Linked DNA regions of Homo sapiens: region 1 is linked to region 2. Evidence: chromatin loops called from intact Hi-C (ENCODE). Cell type or tissue: heart left ventricle. All regions are shown on one strand. Links, peaks and the distances in the headings refer to the core of each region. The heading gives the core; the rest is flanking DNA. Region 1 overlaps BUB1B-PAK6 (BUB1B-PAK6 readthrough). Region 2 overlaps IVD (isovaleryl-CoA dehydrogenase).

What was found. Hi-C counts contacts between places; a loop is a spot of excess contacts. Peaks named below come from ENCODE experiments on the same cell type or tissue, not always from the same donor. Only the 100,000 strongest peaks of a DNase experiment are listed, where the experiment ranks them.
Region 1: it touches region 2 in a loop (2.5-fold over the local background); 20 of 110 quality-filtered maps call a loop at or near these places.

The regions. Positions count from the first base shown.
Region 1 is chr15:40,223,440-40,226,348 of GRCh38, forward strand. All of the region lies in intron 1 of BUB1B-PAK6 (BUB1B-PAK6 readthrough), which reads left to right. The region is part of intron 1 of LOC107984763 (a long non-coding RNA gene); the gene reads right to left. Among named protein-coding and RNA genes, the nearest start is that of BUB1B-PAK6, 7.5 kb to the left of the region's middle. In heart left ventricle, for the core only: no CTCF peak of the experiment used is centred there; no DNase peak of the experiment used is centred there.
Region 2 is chr15:40,420,558-40,423,466 of GRCh38, forward strand. IVD (isovaleryl-CoA dehydrogenase) reads left to right here. Exons shown (of 12, transcript NM_002225.5): 12 at 1-751. Among named protein-coding and RNA genes, the nearest start is that of IVD, 16 kb to the left of the region's middle. In heart left ventricle, for the core only: a CTCF peak has its summit at 1,551 (motif pointing left); a DNase peak (open chromatin) is centred at 1,524; H3K27ac peaks cover 1,209 bases.

The sequences.
Region 1 (2,909 bases), core at 242-2,741, 200 kb before region 2:
GGTTGAGCTATTATCTCAAGGTAGATAAGAAAGCCTTTCAGAAGGTGAGCACAAGGTTCTTTGAAATAACTCATTGGTGTCTTTAAGCTGAAGCCTTTAAGCAAAGACAGCAAAGAAATTGCATCTGAAAATGAGGAATTCTTCCAACTGCACCAGTTCTTTCTAATGTGCCAAAATTAGCTTCTAATTTGGCTCCTAAAATAAAGGTTTCCCTAGTGAGGAGAATGCATTTAAAAAAATTTTTTTTGTAATATGGCAAACTTCTACCTTAACGGGGTCCTTGGTTCTACCAGAGACATAAGAAGCTATGAATATTTAATAGGACAAAGATGGCATTTTAAGTCAGTATGTGAAAAGATTATTTAATAACTGGTGTTAAAACAATGGATTAGGCTGGGTGTGGTGGCTCGCACCTGTAATCCCAACACTTTGGGAGGCTGAGGCGGGTGGATTACCTGAGTCAGGAGTTCGTGACCAGCCTGGCCAACATAGTGAAACCCCGTCTCTTCTAAAAATACAAAATTAGCCATGCGTGGTGGTGCATGCCTATAATCCCAGCTACTTGGGAGGCTGAGGCAGGAGAATCGCTTGAACCCAGGAGGTGGAGGTTGCAGTTAGCCAAGATCATGCCATTGTACTCCAACCTGGGCAACAAGAGTGAAACTCTGTCTCAAAAAAAAAAAAAAAAAGAAAAAACAACCCACAATGGATTAAAGCTTGAACTCTATCTCCATTGACACTACTAGTTCATATAGCACCTTCGTGCAAATTAGAAAAGGCCCCTTCCTTTAGTGGATTCAGTACCTCCCAATGCACCATACCTTGACTGAATTTCAGTCCCCACTTACCCCCTCAGCCTGGTACCCTTGTGCAGCAAATACATTGTGCAGTCTTATGCATTGATCTTGCCTGTTTCACTGCTTATCCCCAAAATAATTTTGGAGAAATCAGAAATTTTAATCAAAATACAATGTAATAGATGGTTTTGCAATCTTTTGCCTGTGTGACATAAAAGCAAGATATAAACCAGAAGATTGCTATTACTATAGTAGATAAAAAATTAAATATAGGATGGATACCTATCCTCCCCTCCAAAAAAATTAAAACCATAAATTCAAACTAGGAACATTTACTGGCAACAAATATTTACATCTTTTTTTGCCTCGACTCAGGGATCTTGCTTTGTCGCCCAGGCTGCAATGCAGTGGTAAGAAGATCAACTCCTGGTTTCAGGCCTCCCAAGTAGCTGGGAGTCTCGGTGCACGCCACCACACCTGGCTAATTTTTTTAATCTTTAGTAGAGACAAAGTCTTGCTGTGTTGTCCAGGCTTGCATCCACTTTCATCTGGTCTCATGACTCTGTTGTTCCTACCCACCTCCAGCCAAATCAGAACCCTCCAAAGACTTTACCATGGCCTATAAGACCCCACCCTATCTGACCCCACTCTCTCTGACCTCCTCCCGGACTCCCCTCTTCCTCACCCACACTGCTGTAGGCGGCCTCCTTGTTGCTTCTCAAATGTGCCAACTAATTTCCCTCTCCCTCTCTTTAAAGCCTTTTGGCTTTTAAGGCCAGTTGTTTTTTGGCCTTGTTTTCCTTGATCTTCATGTAAATTACTCCCTTTCTTCCTTTCAGGTAGGTGTCTTCTCCAATCTCCACTCTATCAGAGAGGCTGTCCCTGACCATTCTGTACACTGCACAGAATAGCATCCCATCCCACACACACTGCTATCACTTTCTATCCCTTTTTACCCTCCTTTATTTTTCTATTGCACCTGTCACCGCCTCGTGCGTGTGTCTGTGTTGTGTGTGTGCGTGTATACATACACTTTTTTTTCTTTATCTCTCTACTAGAATTTAAACTCCTTAAGGGTGGGGATTTTCTTTGTTTCCTGTTTGACTGCACTGTCTAGAACAGTGCCTGAATGAATAAAACTGTTTTACCTAAAGTACAAAAAACTCTTAAAAATAAAAAATTGATAAAAGAAACAAAGGACATGAACAATCCACTAAAACATTTTAATGGCTCATATACATGAGATGTTCATTCCTAATTAAATAAAATGCAAAATAAATGAGAAATTGTCATACACTCTAAATGGTTGAAAATTGTATTTGTAAGGATGATAAGAAACAGGCATTCATATATTATTAATTGGGATGCAGATTGGTACATTATTAGAAGTTGATTTGGCAAAAGTCACTTAAATATTCCCTTTAGCTGAGAAATTTTCCTAAGAATTTATCTCACAAAAGCATTGACACAGGAGCTCAGAGAAAGCACTGTTTCTAACACTTGTCCTGTCTGCTTCCAAGACTCGACAGTCCCCAGAGGGATAATCCACGTGACAGACCCCAGGAAGGTAGTGCTTGCACTAGTGCAGAGGCGCTGGCAAGCCATCTCTGTAGGCTTCAGGGTGCCTCACCATTGGCAGGGAACGCCCTTCCAATTTGCCATGAGCCCTTGTAGATGGCAGAACCTGAGAGATAGGCAGACATTTTCAGCCTATGTAGGGAAAAAAGCCGTGGGGAAAAAGTGATTGCCTTTGGTGGGGAGAGTGTATGGGAGTGGAGAGAGGAAAGAATGAAGGCTCTTACTTTTCAATTTGTACATTTATAAGCATTTTGAATTTTCTGACCATGTACATGAATTGCTTTTTTAAAAAATGTACTGGGTTAATCTAGGCTAAGAAATTATAGGCCATGTTTTTGCCATCTTTTCCCTCCTCTATGTTGTAAAAACTAAGCCTTGTTAAGTGTTCGTTTTTTAAAAAACTGGGACTTTGGAAAGCTTTATTATCTAAACATGAAAGCAAGGTTGATATGGAATTCAAATGAAAGTAAAAATAATTTTAAATCATTGAAGATAATATATCTGAGCTTTTATTTTTAGTATATGAAAATTCAT
Region 2 (2,909 bases), core at 8-2,507:
CATGAGGGACAGGAAGGTAAAATCAGCCCTTAGGAGAGAGGTCTCAGCCTCCCTTTCCCAGATCTCCCAGTGAGTTTTAAAGGAAGCAGGGAGCCCAGAGTGCTAAGTTCTTACAGCCAGAAGGAAGCTTATAGATTTCTGAAAACCGCCCCTTTGTTTTTAAAAAGATCAACACAATTTGACTTTCTCAAGGTCAAAACGAACTAGAATCCAGATCTGCTCATGGCAAAAATGGGGGTGTTCTGAGAATTCCAGCTTTGGGCCGCACTGTACAGCAGTCTGGATAGAGTGTGATCTGAGAAGGGAATGGGTCTGGGTTGTTCCACCCCTTCCGAGTTCCAAAAAGAGGGAACTGGTTTTCTTGGTTCTCAGCCCAGCAGCACCTATCCTGGCTCTTGGTCCTGGCCTGCAGCCAAGTGCTGTTCCTAGCCTGAGGCTTGAGACAGGTGGGGTTGGCTCCTCACCAACCCCAGTTCCGTCCCATCCTGAGGGCAAGATCCTGGGCTCATAGGCAGTCCCTTTCACTTCCTTGTCTTGCTCCCTGCTATGTTGGAGATGAATGTGACTAAAAGGGCCATCTTGCTGGCTTAATGTGTGGCTGGAGAGACCAGCCTGGAGACAATGTGGCAAAATGGGGCGCTTCATCCAGTCTGTCTAAGCCCTGTCGACTTGGGGAGGTGATTTCTTTCCTGGTTCTATATGTGAAGCAAAATAAATGTTTTAAAATTAAAAGCAAAAAAAACAAAATGAACCATGCAGCCTGAGTGGTAAATGGAAGAACAAGGGGCACGTCTACTTTGGTTCTTGTGGGCGTGTTTGGTTGCCTACATGCATTGGGCAAATCTGCAGCACCAGCTGCCAGCACTGCTCCTTCCTGCGGCTGGCTCTTACTCCACTCCAATTTTAGGCAGGTCACACTATCAGGGCAGCTCGCTGCTGTTGATGCTGCCTGCCCTGTGGGAGGGCAACAGAACCTTGGGATGTTTTTTAAGCGTGGTCTGAGCACACCCCTTATCAAAATTTGGCAACCTAGAATAAATGCAGGTTCCTGGATCCTGCCCCAGACCTAATCACATCCCCAAGGGTGAGTCTGCAAGGCAATCTTCTACAACCACCATCTGAGTCCTAAAGCAGGCTTCCCCAGGAGCCTAAGTCCTAATTCTAAATCCATATAATCTAGTGATAACAATCCCTTGCCCATGTAACCCTCTCAAGTCTGAGATCCTTGATCTTTGCACAACCGAGTGCAGGAGGCAAGGTTTCGCGCAGGGCCCCCTTTCAGAAGACCGGTAAGGTGAGTTGCCCTCGGTGGAATGGGACTAGACCTGGTGTCAACACACCGCGCGGTCTGGAGAGAGGTTCCCAGTCCCTGCCTGCCGGGTGGGAGCTGGGACCTAAGACCCAGGTGGCCATCTGTCGCGACCCCCAGCCTAGGGCAGGTCCAGAGTCCTTCCTCTGACCCTCTCCCTCGAGGCAGCGCGCTTCTTCGAGCGCAGCACTGGCTTGCCAGACGCAGCTCGAGTGTCGCATGGAGCTCGCCTGACCCCTGCCGGCTGCCCGCGGGGTTGGGTTGCAAACGCGCGGAGCCAGCCTATATGGCCTTTGCCTGGGGTTCAAGGCCCCCAGTTTGGGATTTCAGGACTCAACGACGTTTTGTTTTAGCCAATAAGGACATGAAAGGGAAGAGGGGTTGGGGGAAGCCTATCCTCTATTACCATCATTTCATAAAAGGCTTTTTTTTTTTGAGACGGAGTCTCGCTCTGTCGCCCAAGCTGGAGTGCAGTGGCGCAATCTTGGCTCACTGCAAGCTCCGCCTCCCAGGTTCACGCCATTCTCCTGCCTCAGCCTCCCGAGTAGCTGGGACTACAAGCGCCCGCCACCATGCCCGGCTAATTTTTTGTATTTTTAGTAGAGACGGGGTTTCGCCGTGTTAGCCAGGATGGTCTCGATCTCCCGACCTCATGATCTACCCACCTCGGCCTCCCAAAGTGCTGGGATTACAGGCGTGAGCCACCGCGCCCGGCCGACTTTTTTTTTTTTTTTTTTTTTTTTTTTTTTTTAAGACGGAGTCTCACTTTGTCATCTAGGCTGGAGTGCAGTGGCGCGATCCCAGCTCACTGCAACCTCCACATCTAGGGTTCAAGCGATTCTCGTGCCTTAGCCTCCCAAATAGCTGGGATTACAGGCATGTGCCACCATGCCTGGCTAATTTTTGTATTTTTAGTAGAGACGGGGTTTCACCATGTTGGCCAGGCTGGTCTCAAAGCCCTGGCCTCAATTGATCCACCGGCCTCAGCCTCCCAAAGTGCTGGGATTACAGGCATGAGCCACCACGCCCAGCTAGGCCAGGATTTTTATTTGTTTGTTTATTTATTTATTTTTGAGACAGGATCTCACTCTGTCACCCAGTGCAGTGGCGTGATCTCAGCTTACTGCAGCCTCGACCTCCCTGGCTCAAGGATCCTCTGGCCTCAGTCCTCCCCCTTGCCACCCACCCCCAGCCCCCCAGTAGCTGGAACTAGAGGTGTGCACCACCATGCCAGACTAATTTTTGTATTTTTTGTAGAGCCGGGCTTTCACCATGTTGTCCAGGCTGGGCTCAACTGCTGGGCTCAAGCGATCCTCCTGCCTCCACTTTCCAAAGTGTTGGGATTATAGGCGTTGAGCCAGTGTGCCCAGCCCTTAAATTTTTGTATATGCTTTATGTTCACTGTTTTAAAAAATACTACAGTTTTTAAAAGCTTATTTAAAAAAATAAAAGTCCCCTGTCCCTCCTATCCCCATTCCCACTCCCAGGACAAAACCACTTTTGAATCTTTAAGGGGCTTCTTTTGATAATTCACTTCATACCTCTAAGTGACATGCTTACTTATTGATTTAATTGTAAGCACTTTTAAGGATAGTTTTTG